4 separate regions of the Homo sapiens genome follow, and regions 2, 3 and 4 are each linked to region 1. The links are chromatin contacts, found by Hi-C or POLR2A ChIA-PET in ENCODE. All regions are on one chromosome and are shown on one strand. Each heading gives the region's core, a stretch centred on a gene start or an enhancer-like site at or near the end of the contact. The rest is flanking DNA. Distances are from core to core; before and after follow the strand shown.

Region 1 (3,704 bases), core at 489-2,988:
AATCTCATCTTTCTGTGCTGAAAGGAAATAACGGTTAGCCCAGAACTCTATTTTCAGTGAAAATATTTTCAGGAATCAAAGTGAAATAAAGACATTCTCATATGAAGGAATGCCAGCTGACCTGCTCTAAAATAAATGCTTGGCGGGCCGGGCGCGGTGGCCCACGCCTGTAATCCCAGCACTTTGGGAGGCCGAGGCGGTCGGATCATGAGGTCAGGAGTTCGAGACCAGCCTGACCAACATGGTGAAACCCCGTCTCTACTAAATAAAAAAATTAGCCGTGCGTGGTGGCACGCGCCTGTAATCCCGGCTACTCAGGAGGCTGACGCAGGAGAATCGCTTGAACCTAGGAGGCAGAGGTTGCAGTGAGCCGAGATCGCACCATTGCACTCCAGCCTGGGCGACAGAGCGAGATTCCGTCTCAAATAAATAAATAAATAAATAAATAAATAAATAAATAAATAAATAAAAAAGAAATGCTTGGCGGGGCATGGTGGCTCATACCTGTAATCTCAGCACTTTGGAAGGCCAAAGGCAGGCGAATCACTTGAGGTCAGGAGTTCGAGACCAGCCTGGCCGACATGGTGAAAACTCGTCTCTACCAAAAAGCGCCACAACACTCCAGCCCGGGCGACATAGGCTCTGTCTCAAAAAAGAAAACAAACAAACAAAAAAAAAAGTGGGGGTGCGGGTGGGGGGAAGACTTAATGACTAAACGAATAAGTCTGGAGAGACGGGTTGCAAGGGATGATGAGACTAAGGTTTGTAGTCTGGGAGCCTAAGTGGATGAAAGTTGGAAGAATCAGGTGGAAAAGAACATTTCAAATAGACCACAAAGAAAAGTATATAACATTTTGAGGCTGTGGTACGCTTTGTTAAAGAGCAAAAGGAAAACAATTCCTCAAATCAGGGGGGAGGGATAGCATTAGGAGATATACCTAATGTTAAATGACGAGTTAATGGGTGCAGCACACCAACATGGCACATGTATACATATGTAACTAACCTGCACGTTGTGCACATGTACCCTAAAACTTAAAGTATATAAAAAAAATTCCTCAAATCGATGCCACGCTCCACTTCTTTACAACGATGGAATTATTTCAGGAATTGGAATTATTTCAGGAATTGTGTTTGAAACCACAGCTTTGGATCCCGATTTCTTTCTTGAGCTACTGTTACACTGTTTATATACGGCCACTAATTCGATGACTGAGCTTGGGCAGATTGTTAATTATTTTCTATGACTTAATCTTTCTATCTGTACAACGGGGATAACGTGGAATTTGGAGTGTTGTGAGGGTTGAGATAATATACGTGATAACTTACACAATGACGTTCAACAAATACTTGTGGAGTGAAAGATGCGCGATTCATTGACAGATCTCAGGGATTTCAGAAAGCTGTATAAGGACCAGCTCTTCAGGCTCCCTTCGCTCCCCAGGAGACCGGGGAGCCGGCGCGAGGCGCTACAGTGTAATTCTTGGCCCCTTTTCCTCATAATGGTTTGGCCGCATTTTTACCTCTTGATTTCCCTGGTCCCAGGCTGCAACTTCAGCTCGCTCCGCCATGGGGCGCACGTCCGCCAGCCTCTGTGAGCTCAGCTAAGTATGATGCCTAGGCTAGAGAGCTACGTCCGGTCTCCTAGGCAACCATATCAACTTCCGGCTTGAGGCACGATAGCGGTTGGCGAGAGGCCACATTTCCGCCACGTGACCCGCGCATGCGCCTGCTTGCTGGAGAGCGAGCGTCTTTTGCCACGAACACCTGCGGCGTGCCGAAGTTCCTCTTCTCTGCCCCGGTTCCGGGCGGTCCGCTGGGAGGTGGCGCCCGGAGGGACACCCGTGCCTGGGGTCGGGGCCAGTGCTCTTCTCGGAGCTCCAGAAGTTCTGCTGAGAAGCGCGGCGGCAGCAAGACGACTTCTCCGGAGCCGCCGAGCTGGAGTTAGAGGTGGAGCTCCGTGGGGCCGGGCCCCCGGCTGCGGGGCAGCGGCTCCTGCAGGCGGAGGCCCCGGCGGAGAATGAGCCGGAGCCGGAGGTGGTGGTGGTCTCCTGGCAGAGCGGTGGGACCGGGAGCAAGCTGCGGTGGTTCACCACCTTGATGCTGTGTGCCTCCTTCCTGGGGCTGGTGAGAGCCGGGGCTGCAACACTCCCAGGCCGGGGCGTTCGAGTCTTGCCTTCGCCACTTGCAAACTGACCTTGGGCGCGTTACCTAATCTGACTGGGCCTCAGTTTCATCATCTAGAAAATGGGCACAATTCTAATCTTGGAGGAAATAGATTTTCTGAATACGTCTTTCAGCTCCAGCAAGCTTTTTTTTTTTTTTTTTTTGACGGAGTCTCGCTCTGTTGCCCAGGCTGGAGTGCAGTGGTGCGATCTCGGCTCACTGCAACCTCTGCCCCCAGGGTTCAAGCGATTCTCCTGCGTCAGCCTCCCGAGTAGCTGGGATTACAGGCGCCTGCCACTAAGCCCGGCTAATTTTTGTATTTTTAGTAGAGACGGGGCTTCGCCATGTTGGCCAGGCTGGTTTCAAACTCCTGACCTCAGGTGATCCGCCCACCTCGGCCTCCCAAAGTATTGGGATTACCGGCGTGAGCCACGGCGCCCGGCCCGGCAAGCCTTCCTACGTCTCCTTCGTCGGATGGGAAGGTTGCAAGAGGGGTTCACCAGGTCTTTGGCCGCTGCTCTCCGCACCCACCCACTCAACCCCCAAATTATTACACAGAAAAACTACTTTTCTGGAATTTCTTCCTGGTGATCTGACCAAATTCAGCCAACCGCTTAATTTTGCAGATAAGGAAATAGGCCCGGAGGGGAAAGTGACTTTCTGGATCACACAGCTGGTTAAGTGATAGAGCCAGAAATATGTCTTTTACTCTGCCCACCATCCTATTTATTAATAAAACCAACCTTTAGATTCTTAAATGTTTTTCTTGGAGCAAAGGGCAAGCCTAGAGGCGCCTTTTGCCAAACCCCTGGGTCGCCACTCAATTCACTTTTCGGAAACCTCCTCCTTATCACTTGATAATTATGATCCTGGGGGAGTTGAGAGGATGAGTCCTCCCAAGAGTCATGTGTGGTCACTTACCATCTCAGGGACTCTGAGCCACAGTTGTTTCTTAGAGTATTTTGATTGGGGGCGGTGGGGAGGGGTGAAGAAAGAAATCACTTCAGACTTTTGGTGAGTCGTCACTGACTTGTCCGGTCCTGTTGTAAATCCTTTGAAGACATGAACTAATTTGATTAGATTCTGTGCTCAGGCTTCTCTCGAAGTACGAGGTGCTTGCTGTGCACCTGGGCCCATAGTGGTCCGTGGTCTTGGACTGTTACGAGTTGGGCAGGGGGCGCACCCCATGCATTTAGAGCAGAGCAGGGCAATTAGAATCAGTTATTCTGGAAATGTAGACTGATTGGAAACATTTTTTTCTTTAAATGTCCAATGAATTTCCTCTGAAAGTCAATTGTAATCCTTACCTCTTGCTGACACTGCATTGAGTAAAGTTTTATTGTTAAAGTCATTCTGTACTTGGGCGTGTAATATTTTTTAAGCAACCTTTACTGACTAATTCTGATGGCGTGGAAGAAAAGTGTAGATTTAGAAACATTTAAATTGTTTATCTCCTGTATGTTTTATATGTATAGTTCAGGGGAAGGACTCCATGTGCATCCAGAAATATTGCTGTTTAACAACATAAAAAACAGGAA
Region 2 (3,704 bases), core at 894-3,393, 170 kb before region 1:
CTTCTGGGTTCAAGCGATTCTCCTGCCTCAGCCACCTGAGTATCTGGGATTACAGGCCCACGCCACTATGCCTGGCTAATTTTTGTATTTTTGGTAGAGATGGGGTTTCGCCATATTGGCCAGGCTGGTCTCGAACTCCTGACCTCAAGTGATCCGCCCGCCTCGGCCTCCCAAAGTGCTGGGATTACCAGCATGAGCCACGACACCCAGCCCTCTTAGACTCTTTTTTACTGTGACAGTTTCTCAGACTTTCCTTGTTTTTGATGACTTTTACAGTAATGAAAGTACTTAATGGGTATTTTGTAGACTGTCCTTGATTGGGATTTGTCTAATGTTTTTCTGATGGTTAGCCAGGGATTATGGGTTTTGGCAGGAAGACCACAGAGGTAAAGTACCATTTTCATCACATCATATCGGGGATACATTATCATCTAGTTGAGGTACTGTGTGCCATTTTTTGCACCCTAAAGTTATTTCTTCCCCCCACTCCCCCTTTCCATCCTATACTCTTTGGAAGAAAGTTACTACGCATACCCACACTTAAAGAGTAAACCATTGTACTTCACCTCCATGAGGGAGGGAGTATGTTCATAAAGTATTTACATTTCCTGCAGGAGAGATTTGTCTATTCTCTCCTCATTATTTATTTAATCATTTACTTACATCAGTACTGACTCGTGGATAATTCTTACATATGTGTTTGTTTGTGTGCATGCAAATATATAATCGATGTGCTTTCTTTGCCCAATAATATGTTGTGGACAACTTTCAAAGTCAATAAATACAGATGACCTTCAGAACTTTTAGAGGTTTTAAAGTAAGTATCTAATCAGTCTTCTACCAATGTACATTATACTTCCAAATTTTCCTTATTTCCAACAATACTGGGGTATCATCTTCATACATACATTTTTGTGCACTTATGTGCCTATTCCTTTGTTTACTATTTTACCCTCATTTCTAAGGCAGATTACACTTGAGCTATGTTCCCCATTCCACAACCAAGCACGGCTTGCTTTCCTTAGTTTATGCTATTTTCTCTACCTGGAATGCTCTTTTCCTGTCTTGACCCACTGAAGTCGTATGTATGAATCAGGGCTTCGGCCAAAGGCTGTTTGCTGTAGAGGCTCTTCTACAGTGTTTGGAGAGAATTTAAGGGACTATCTCATCTCTCTCTTTTGTACATGTATTATAACACATCATCTGAGCCTCCTAGTCTCTCCCAGGACTCTTTTTTCCTACCAGTTTATCAACTGATAAGAGGCAGAAACGAGATCAATCGCACTCATCTGTGTACTCTATCACAGTGGTGGGCACATCAAGTAACTAGCATATTTTGACTTTGATTGAAGTGAAGAATACGAATAACAGAAATTAAGAAGCATCCTCAATATTGCATAGCAGGTTACTCTTCTTTTCTTTTACATAGGATGGCACTCCATGCTTCAGGGAGACAGAGGAGTTGAATACAGGTTTTAGTTTTTGTTTAAAGTGAAAACGACTCTGATGTAGTTGAAAAGTAATGCTTTCTAGCTGTCTGTTAAAAATGTTTGTTGGTTGAAGACTTCGGAATTGCAGTCCAGTGAGGACTGAAAATAAGCATCTTTGGTGTGCCAAATATTCATAAGGAAATTGTATACGAATGCAAGAGAATGGAACTGAAGTAATAAAATAAGGGCTCTGATCCTTCAGATGACTTATTTAAGAAGCCAGGTGGCATAACGAATCTTACATATTATAATTAGTACTGAGAGGTGAATGCCAAAACATAAAACAAACACAATCGAGACAATGTTAGTGTGACTGTGACGCTGTGTCGGTGAGTTGAGGCTAACGATCCAGTGTGGCTCTCCTGAAGGCCCACCGCGCCCGCACCTAGGAGACGCGCCCCTTCTGCTCATGCTTTGAGGCGGGGTGACCCACACATCTGTGCCCCTCTCTGAGCAGGAGGAGGCCCCGTCGCAGACGCGCGCGCAGACAGCGTCTGCCGCGGGCACCTGGGGCCGCGCGCCGCGGGGCGCCCCGCCTCCGCTCTCCGAGGCCCAATCATCTGGAGGCTGTGGGGGCACGTCCCGCTCCCGGCCACGCCCCCAGCCGGCGGGGCGGGGGGTGCTTTTAAGAACCGGCGGCTGGCAGTGGGCTCAGTCGGGGGTGCGGGGCTGTGACCTAGAGGCTTCAGTGTCGATCCCCGAGGTGTTCGCGCGCGCCAGCTGTCCTCGCGGCCGCCTGCGCGCTGGCCGCCTGCGCGCTGCCAGCCCGCCCGCCCGCCAGGGGCTCCGCCGCCCTCGCCTCGGCCTCGTTAGCCCGCCAGGAGCCCCGCAGCTCCTCCGGGAGCCCGCTGGTAACTCGCGTCCCTCGCGCTTCTCCGGCGCCTGAGGGGCCCGCCTCGGGCCATGGTGCTCTCCCAGGAGGAGCCGGACTCCGCGCGGGGCACGAGCGAGGCGCAGCCGCTCGGCCCCGCGCCCACGGGGGCCGCTCCGCCGCCCGGCCCGGGACCCTCGGACAGCCCCGAGGCGGCTGTCGAGAAGGTGGAGGTGGAGCTGGCGGGGCCGGCGACCGCGGAGCCCCATGAGCCCCCCGAACCCCCCGAGGGCGGCTGGGGCTGGCTGGTGATGCTGGCGGCCATGTGGTGCAACGGGTCGGTGTTCGGCATCCAGAACGCTTGCGGGGTGCTCTTCGTGTCCATGCTGGAAACCTTCGGCTCCAAAGACGATGACAAGATGGTCTTTAAGACAGGTGAGGCGCGGCGCCCGCCGAGGCCAGCCTGGGCGACCCGCGTGGGGCCCCCGAGCGCATCCCGCGTGTGGGCTGTGTCTGCCTCCGAGTGTGCATGTCGGTGGGTCCCTGTGCCAGAGGGTGCGAGCAGGGGGGTCTTTCGAGTTGCAGACAGAGCCTGCCGCTTCTGGGGCCTCGGGGTGCCCGTCTTTATATGGAATCCAGCTGCAGAGCTGTGTGTTTGCAAGCAGGTCGCAGAACTTACTTGCCGAGATCGTCCTCCTTTCCCCTCAGCAGAGCAGACGCTAACAGTCCACAGGAGCCCTTCCTTTTATTGTTTGAAAACAAACAGAACCCCAGAACCTTCAACCCCAGTCATCGCCCTGTCATTTTTGTGGTCTCTTTCGTGACTATGCCAGTTATGTAGTTCTTCACCTGCCTCCCTGGGCCGCAGAGGGGTGTGCGTATGTTGGCGGGGCGGGGGGTGGAGTTTGGAGGAATGAAAGAGATTTGTACGAAGGTCACTGGAGTTCCAAAGGGGGCCCTGCAAGAGTCACGGTTCCGTGCGTTCCCGTCCCCCCGCCTTTTTTTGCCCTCTGGGTTAAATGTAGAAAACACGGGAGGCAGCCGGATTAGGGACTAGGATGAGGAAGGTGAAGGGTTGCTTCTTCCCTCTTCCTGTTGTGTTTTTTGACATTTTTTTTTAACCATATAGTAAATTAGATACAAAAGGTGCAGATTCAGCGTTTTCTCCCTGTAGAGCATTATTATGACTTTTTGGCTGGTTAGGCAAAAAACAAATCTAAGACCTTCTGCATGACACTTTAACATAAATTCTTTCACTTTATCCTGCAAGGTGAGCGCGGTCAACCCCATTTGGGTGAGAAAACTGTAGCTCAGTGAAAGTGTCTTGGTGGGTAGTAGAATGGCAATAAAACACATATCAACTGACTTCAAGGGCTAAGTGATTTCCATTACTAAATCAACCT
Region 3 (3,704 bases), core at 550-3,049, 170 kb after region 1:
ATATAAAAGCAGACAACAGAAACTGTTCATGAAGAAGCCAAGGTGTTGGACTTACTGGACAAAGATTTTAAGCCAGCTATTTCAAAAAACTAAAAGAAACATGTCAAGAGAGTTAAAGGAGAGTATGAGACCAACATCTTACCAAATAGAGAATATCAATGAAGAGAGAGAAATTATAAAAAAAGAACCAAATAGAAATTCCAGAATTGAAAAGTTCAATAACTAAAATGAAAAATTTACAAGAGGGGGTATGATACTATGATATAAGAAGAAATATATATTTGGTCTTTGTCCCTCTTCCTGGTACACAGCTCCTAAAACGTTTGGATTCTTTTAAGTGTTAAGTGTTTACATGTGTACCAATGAGATGACTGGTAGCTGGGGGCTCCTGGATAGCCTCAGGTAGGGCAGAAGTGCAGGGAGCCTAGGGACTCCATTTGTGGCTGGTGTCTGAAGTGAGCAGTACTATCGGACAGAACCCTTACCCTGTAGGGTATACATTAGTAGTAGTTAGTGTCAGAATTGAATTCAATTGTAGAACACCCACAGTTGATGTCAGAAAACCGAGAATTTGTTACTGTAAAACTGATGCACAGGATGTCTTTTTCAAATTGGGTGGCCTCTAAGAAGGCTTTCAACTGAGTCTAGCTGAAAATTTGATGGATTTAAATCTTACTTTCTCCTTATAAACTATTTTCTTTCTCCTTATAAACAATGAAGATATGTATAATGTCCTCACATCTCCCCTTTATGGAACGGAACTAGAAGGGAATCAATTAACCCATTTATGCCAGAGGTTGCAATTTTTTGTGTGTGAAAAATCAGACTTTGGTGATGACCCTGAGCAGTAGGATATAAATAACTCCCACAAGCTTAGCAGCCCAATAATGGAACACTAGGCATAAATGGGTTAAGGGCCAACTTCCAAACTGAACAACAGTAGTTTGATGATTAATATGATTCTTTTATGATTAATATGTCAGAAATCTGATGAAATGTTGTATCCAAAGTTCATAAGCAATTTAATCTGCAATTATTGTTATAGAAAGTAAATCAACAATTCCCTTGATTTTCAATAACTATGAAACTATATGGGTACTGCTCAAAGGCACACGCCATGGTACAACTATTTCTAAAAAGCTCAGTCTTAAAAAACAAAGCTTCTAACAGTAGTTTCAAGCACAAATCTCCAAGAAAATGTGCACCTTTCAGACTAAACGTCATAAAAATAATTAGTGTTATTAACCTTAGTGAAAAATAAAATTCTGGCTTGTAAAACAAACACTTTTTAGTTTCAGATAATTTAGCCAGAATGGTCACACACATTAATTTTTGTGGTATTTTAATTGAAAGGTAAATAAACCAAAGTCTCAAAAAAAAATTCTGATTATGACATGAAAATTCATCTCAATTTAAAGCAATATCAAAAGTTAATCAAAACAAACTTACTGTCTGGTCAAATTTGTACATAAATACCTAAATGCTCCTTCAAATGCAAATAAATAAAATATTATTGGTAATTAACATTATATGCAAGTCTAGTAAATTATTCAACCATATTTTATGGTAGCTGAATACTAAAGGACCTTAAGCTTTTACCTGTCTAAAAGAAAGTTGAAAAGACAATGCACAGAATGAAAAAAAAGTTGTGAATCATATATTTCATAAGGGACTTGTATCTAGAACAAACAACTCTTTCAACTCAATAATAAAAAGACAATAAAATTTTAAAATGGACAGAGACTTCTGGTTGTAAAACGGTGGTACAGAAGTAACCTGGCTTCACTCACTGCCACAGGAAACCAAAACCACAAATACAGTGCTGACACGATCATGAGCAATATCCCGAACTCAAATATGAGGAGACAGTTCCCAAGGCCACAAAGAAGTGAAAAAACTCTGAGCAAAAGAAAGCAAATTAGACTTTCATAATCACAGTGCCCCTCCCCTCAATCTGTCCAGCACCAAGCATGCAGAAAACTTTCCCAACTCAGAGTTGCTACACTGGAAAAAGTATAACTGAGGTGGACAACTGGCTTCTCCACCATCTTGGGTTTGTTGGCAAGAGACCTATCCCTGTCCTAATAACTGGGAGCAGTGGAAATACCTAAGGGAGAAATAATCCCTGAAAACCACCAGAAATAAAGAGAAGAGGTCGGAGGTGGGACTACCATCCCTAGTCCTGGAAACTCTGCTATGTAACTCAGCCAAAAGAGATGCCAAGTTGGAGTGGCTGTTCAGCAGCACCACACTGTTAAGAGGTTCATTTCACAGGTTCATTGGACATGAACCTCTACCCAGAGGTTAGGTGCTGAAAAGGAGGCAGCAACCTAGCAGATTTAAGAAAAAAAAAAAAAGAAAGAAAATTAACAGGTAAACTTCAAAGAATCTCTAAGCAAGCATATTCGATAAAAACCAAAACAAGCCAGATAGAGAAGACTAGAATAAATAACTAATCCTTGAATGCAAAGACACAGATGTATATCCACAACAAACAACAGAAAACAGGGAACCATGACCTCAAACAGACAAAGCAAGGAACCAGTGACTGACCCTAAGAAGACAGTGACATGAGCTTTCTGATCAAGAATTCAAAATACCAGGTATAAGGAAATTCAGTAACTTTTACAAGGCAAAGCAGAAAAGTAATTAAGAAATTTATTAGAGAAATTTAGCAAGGAGATCAAAATAATACAAAAAAAACCAAACAGAAATCGAAATTGAGAAATACATTTGGTGAACAGAAAAATTCATTAGATACTCTCAATAGCACAATGGAAACTAAATAACCTACAAGACAACACAGAAAAGTAATACAGAAATTTATTAGAGAAATTTAACAAGAAGAGTGAAATAATACAAAGAAAACAAACAGAAATCAAAACTGAGAAATACATTTGGTGAACTGAAAAATTCATTAAAGTCTCTCAATAGCAGGATATATGAAACAAAAAAAAGTCAGTGAGCTCAAAGACAGGCTATTTGAAAATACATGAGGAGAAAAAAGAAAAAAACCAATGGAAAGGAATGAAGGCTGCCTTTAAGATACAGAAAATTACCTCTAAAGACAAAATCTAAGAAATTTATTGGTATTTAAGAGTGAGGGCTCTTGTTAAGCAAGGGAAAGGGGCAAAAAGCTTATTTCAAGAAATAACAGAAAAAAATCCCAAAAACTTGAGAAAAAGATAAATATCCAGGTACAGGAATAAAGGTAAGACAACACCAAATAGATTTGATGCAAATAAGACTACTCCCAAGTTATATAATAATGAAACACTCAAAGGTCAAGGACAAAGAAAGCAGCAAGAGAAAAGAAGTAAATGATGTATACAAGTGCTCCAACTTGTCTGGCAACAGACATCTTAAGAGAAACTATAAAGGCCAGGAAAGAGTGGAATGCCATCTTCAACGTGCTTTAAAAAAATGCCATCTAAGAATAAAGTATTGAGCAATGCTATCCTTCAAATATAAAAAAGAGGGTTTTTGGTTTGTCTTTTTATTTTTTAAATCTTCTTTTGTAGTGATGGGAATCATGCTATGTTGACCATGCTGGTTTTGAACTCCTGGACTCAAGCAATCCTCCCATCTCTGCCTCCCAAAGTGCTAGGATTATAGGTGTGAGCCATTGTGCCCAGTCAAATACATAGTCTTTCCCAGACAAACTTAAGCTAAGAGAATTCACCACCACCAGAACCACCTTACAA
Region 4 (3,704 bases), core at 902-3,401, 150 kb after region 1:
ATTTAATGCTGCTGGTAACTTGAAGTTGAAGCCAATGCTCATTTGCCATTCTGAAAATCCTAGGGCCCTTAAGAATTATGCTAAATCTACTCTGCCTGTGTTCTATAAGTGGATCAAAAAAGCATGGATGACAGTATAACAGTTGCAGCATGGTTGACTGAATATTTTAAGCCCATTTTTGAGAACTACTGCTCAGAAAAAAGATTCCTTTCAAACTATTTCTGCTCACTAACAATGCACCTGGTCACCCAACAGGTCTGATGGAGATGTACAAGACGACTAATGTTGGTTCCCTGCCTGCTAACACAACATCCGTTCTGCAGCCCATGGGTCAAAGAGTAATTTCAACTTTCAAGTCTTATTATTTAAGAAGTGCATTTCATAAGGCTATAGCTGTCACTGACAGTGATTCCACTGATGGATCTGGGCAAAATATATTGAAAACCTTCCAGAAAGGATTCACCATTCAAGATGCTCTAGGCTGCTCTGGTCTGTAACTTTCCATTCCAACAGTAAAAAATCTGGGATCTCCTACTTTTCACCTCAGAAAGCTACAAATGTAAAAGGAAAAATAAATTTGTTTTGAGAGGAAATCACTTATTCAAATAGCCATGTTATTCTGTTTTGTTCATAATATCAACGGCTCTATAAATAAAGAACTTTAAAGAAATAGCAAATTCACCCAGAGAAAGCTCTGCCTGCAATATTTTTCAGGTCATGTCACACAAAGAAAAATAACAATGCTTGCACAGCCCACTGAGATAAAATGGACAAGGATGTTCAGTGGTGGAGGTGATGGCTCAAGGGACTTAGGAATCCGTCTGGAATGCTGAGAGACCAACACGTCCACTAACCTACAGCTATTCACACCATCAGGGAAGTGCTGGACTAAAGTAACAAGGCTCTAACAACTCCAGGGATTTCTAGAATTGTGTATCATATACTATTCCTAAAATATAAAAAGTAACATTAAGGTCTGAGGTTAAAAAAAAAAAAGAATCACAATACATATCAATTGCTAAGCAGTGTAAAGGGTTCACTTTTGCAGTGGTCTAGAACTAAACCCACAATACCTTTTAGGTAGCCTGTATACTAAAAACCATCAAACTGTCCTCTTTAAACGGATATAAATTATAACTCAATAAAGCTGTTACCAAAAAAAATTTTTTCTGAGATGCTTTTCCTGACAATCTCTAATCCCACTTTGCATGTATTTCTTTTCATTCTTTAGTCACTCAACATTTATTTTCTAAATATATATTATTTTATAAATCACTGACTATATAACACTTGTTTCAAAACTTTAATTTGACAAAAATTTAATTTGACTGAAAATTAACCTTACTTTTCCTTCTTGCTTTTCGGAACTTGACAGCAGCCAGATTTATTAAATTCATGCCATAAAGATTGTAGTCAATGAAGAGCTGTAGGAGGTAGGGAATATGCGCTTCATGAGGCTGGTAAAATTTATTCATTATGGCTCCGCTTTGCAAAAGTTCACATATCCTAAATTAGAAAAAAAAAGTTTTATCATAAAATTATGTTCCCTAAAATGTTAAATGAAACAATGATTATAGAAATATACAGAACAAAGCACTTATTAGCACACAAAATTTCCATCTCAATTTTACCGGAAATTTGTATTTTGTTAGAAATTAAAAGTTTCAATCAAGTTTTCAAGTAAGCAACATGTTCTGAATAACAAAAAACTGCATGGATGAAGAATATTTTGTCTTAAACCAATTTGATACTAACTATATTTAAAAATTAAAAGGTTTTTAAAATAAAATTTTTCTTTTAAAAATAACAAATAATTTTGAAAAGATTAATATTCAAAAAAGGAAAAGAAATCATTACTTATAATCCCACCACTCAGAGGTATTGCCATTTTGATATTTTTCTTTCCTGAGTATTTTTTTTCCCTTCATGATGACGAATACAAACAACAGACAATTATATACAGCATAGTTAAGTACTATGTGGGGAAATACATTAAACATCTAGAAAAGATACTAAACAGATAGAGGTACAGAGGTGGTTTCTGCAAAACCTTAGAGAAACTCTCTAAGCAAGAGACTAAATGATGAACTAGAGGCACTTTTTTCTCTGAAGAGAGGGAAGAGTATTCACGTAAATAAAACTGCACATGTAAAGGGTCACGAGAAAACACGGCTTATTCAGGAACTGAAACCACTGAGTAAGACTGTGACCTAGTGTCAGAGGCAGGGATAGAGAAGTAATGAGAAGTAAGAGCATGAAGAGCCTGTTAAGACATTTGAAGAGGTAGTGAAATTTGTCTGAGAGGTGAATAGCAGAAAAGTGACATCACCAGACTAGCTATAGAACACAGAAGACTACAGGTAAGGAGTAAATAGGCTGTTGTGGAAAAACTAAGGATGGTGGCTATAACAAGGATCATAGAAATGTACTGATTCAGGAGACATATAAGGGGTGAAATGATCAGGCCTTGATGACTAACTAGATGTGAAGGGTGAGACAGAAAAGGGGCTGAGGGTGATGCCTAGATTTCTTGCTTAAGCAGCTGGTTAGTGGTGGTGCAATTATTTGAAAGGGGAAGAACTGTAAGAAAAATTGGTTTGGGATTTTTTGGAAGGGGAATAAGGATAAACTCAATTTAGACACAAGGGCATTTAGGTATAGTGGGGATCCAATAATAATATTGGAAATGAATCATAAAGAAAATAATAATCATTTTATTAACACAGCAGAGGTAACTAACATTTCTGAGCACTATATATTGGATACTGTGCTAACGTACTTTATTACAAGTAATGTTTATTACAAGTCTGTGGTACGATCATCTCCATTTTATAAATAAAGAAATTATCTTAGATTTAAAAATCACACAAAAGATAGAAGAGCTCTGAGGTGGGAGGACCACCTGAGCCCAGGAGTTCCAGGTTACAGTGAGGTATGATGGCGCCACTGCATGCCATCCTGGGCAACAGAGCAAGATCCTGTGTCTTAAAAAAACAAAGGGGCTAAAATTCAAATCAAAATTTCTCTGCCTTGTGAGCCCTCACTCTTAACCACTCGGCTATTCCATCTATCCAGTAGATGGTTTGATATATTGTTTAGAAGCTCTAGAGAGAAATGAGGCTATTCATATACATTTGGAAGTCAAAAGCATAAAGATAAACAAAAACAAAAGTTAAAACCAAACAAACCCATGGGAGTAAATAAGTCTGTAGAGGGAACAGAAAATATACAGAGTAAAGATGAAAGTCTAAGGCAGAATTCTAAGAAACAACCATAGATGTTAAAATGTAAACCAACAAAATGGCAGAAATATGATTGATCACACTGGAATGAGAAAAACTAGAGGTGGTATATATCACAGAAGCTAACATTTAGGATTGTTTTAAGGCACCATAAGCATCACCATGAGGTCAAAAAGTAAGGACCTAAAATTGGATTTAGCAACACAGAGGTCATTAGTGAAAGCAATTTTCAGTAAAATGGTTGGGGTAGAAGCCATATTGTAGTAAGTTAAAGAGTGAATGGGAAAGCCGAGCACAGTGGCTTGTGCTTGTAATCCCAGCACTTTGGGAGGCTGAGGCAGGTGGATCACTTGAGGTCAGGGGTTCTAGACCAGCCTGGCCAACATGGAGAAACCCTGTCCTTACTAAAAATACAAAAAAATTAGTCAGACGTGGTGGTGGTGCCTGTAATCCTAACTACTC

The links. A loop is a pair of places that touch in the nucleus more often than their neighbours do. ChIA-PET counts read pairs that join two places held with the same protein, here RNA polymerase II (POLR2A). Pooled maps may share reads with other maps.
Region 2: a loop to region 1 is called in a map of CD8-positive, alpha-beta T cell, with 12 times the contacts of the local background. The contact joins the promoter of SLC16A10 here to the promoter of SLC60A2 in region 1. A Hi-C loop is called at or near these places in 6 of 168 maps with a recorded cell type or tissue (CD4-positive, alpha-beta memory T cell, CD8-positive, alpha-beta T cell, HepG2 and 1 more) and 14 of 50 pooled maps. POLR2A ChIA-PET finds 5 or more read pairs at or near these places in 6 of 52 experiments (CD4-positive, alpha-beta T cell, CD8-positive, alpha-beta T cell, Panc1 and 3 more).
Region 3: a loop to region 1 is called in a map with no recorded cell type, with 6 times the contacts of the local background. The contact joins the enhancer-like site here to the promoter of SLC60A2 in region 1. A Hi-C loop is called at or near these places in 4 of 37 single-sample maps with no recorded cell type and 7 of 50 pooled maps.
Region 4: a loop to region 1 is called in a map of B cell, with 8 times the contacts of the local background. The contact joins the enhancer-like site here to the promoter of SLC60A2 in region 1. A Hi-C loop is called at or near these places in 2 of 168 maps with a recorded cell type or tissue (B cell and GM12878), 22 of 37 single-sample maps with no recorded cell type and 12 of 50 pooled maps. POLR2A ChIA-PET finds 5 or more read pairs at or near these places in 1 of 52 experiments (OCI-LY7).

What each region holds. Positions count from the first base shown.
Region 1 is chr6:111,257,601-111,261,304 of GRCh38, forward strand. It overlaps SLC60A2 (solute carrier family 60 member 2), which reads left to right and starts at 1,739. Exons shown (of 4, transcript NM_153369.4): 1 at 1,739-2,127. The coding sequence starts at 2,101. SLC60A2-DT (SLC60A2 divergent transcript) reads right to left here and starts at 1,612. Exons shown (of 3, transcript XR_001743807.2): 1 at 1,524-1,612. LOC124901378 (a long non-coding RNA gene) reads left to right here. Exons shown (of 2, transcript XR_007059708.1): 2 at 1-110. RefSeq lists enhancers at 1,389-1,448, 1,769-1,848.
Region 2 is chr6:111,085,360-111,089,063 of GRCh38, forward strand. It overlaps SLC16A10 (solute carrier family 16 member 10), which reads left to right and starts at 2,144. Exons shown (of 6, transcript NM_018593.5): 1 at 2,144-2,736. The coding sequence starts at 2,394. RefSeq lists silencers at 1,825-2,504, 2,535-2,714 and an enhancer at 2,527-3,027.
Region 3 is chr6:111,425,677-111,429,380 of GRCh38, forward strand. The region is part of intron 1 of REV3L (REV3 like, DNA directed polymerase zeta catalytic subunit); the gene reads right to left. Among named protein-coding and RNA genes, the nearest start is that of REV3L, 56 kb to the right of the region's middle. RefSeq lists a silencer at 1,717-1,917. Within about 2 kb of position 1,800, at least 7 of the 41 ENCODE cell types and tissues checked have a DNase peak (open chromatin) inside an H3K27ac peak, as active enhancers do.
Region 4 is chr6:111,404,125-111,407,828 of GRCh38, forward strand. REV3L (REV3 like, DNA directed polymerase zeta catalytic subunit) reads right to left here. Exons shown (of 32, transcript NM_001372078.1): 4 at 1,346-1,506. Among named protein-coding and RNA genes, the nearest start is that of REV3L, 77 kb to the right of the region's middle. Within about 2 kb of position 2,152, at least 3 of the 41 ENCODE cell types and tissues checked have a DNase peak (open chromatin) inside an H3K27ac peak, as active enhancers do; they include B cell and OCI-LY7, where a contact is called at or near this core.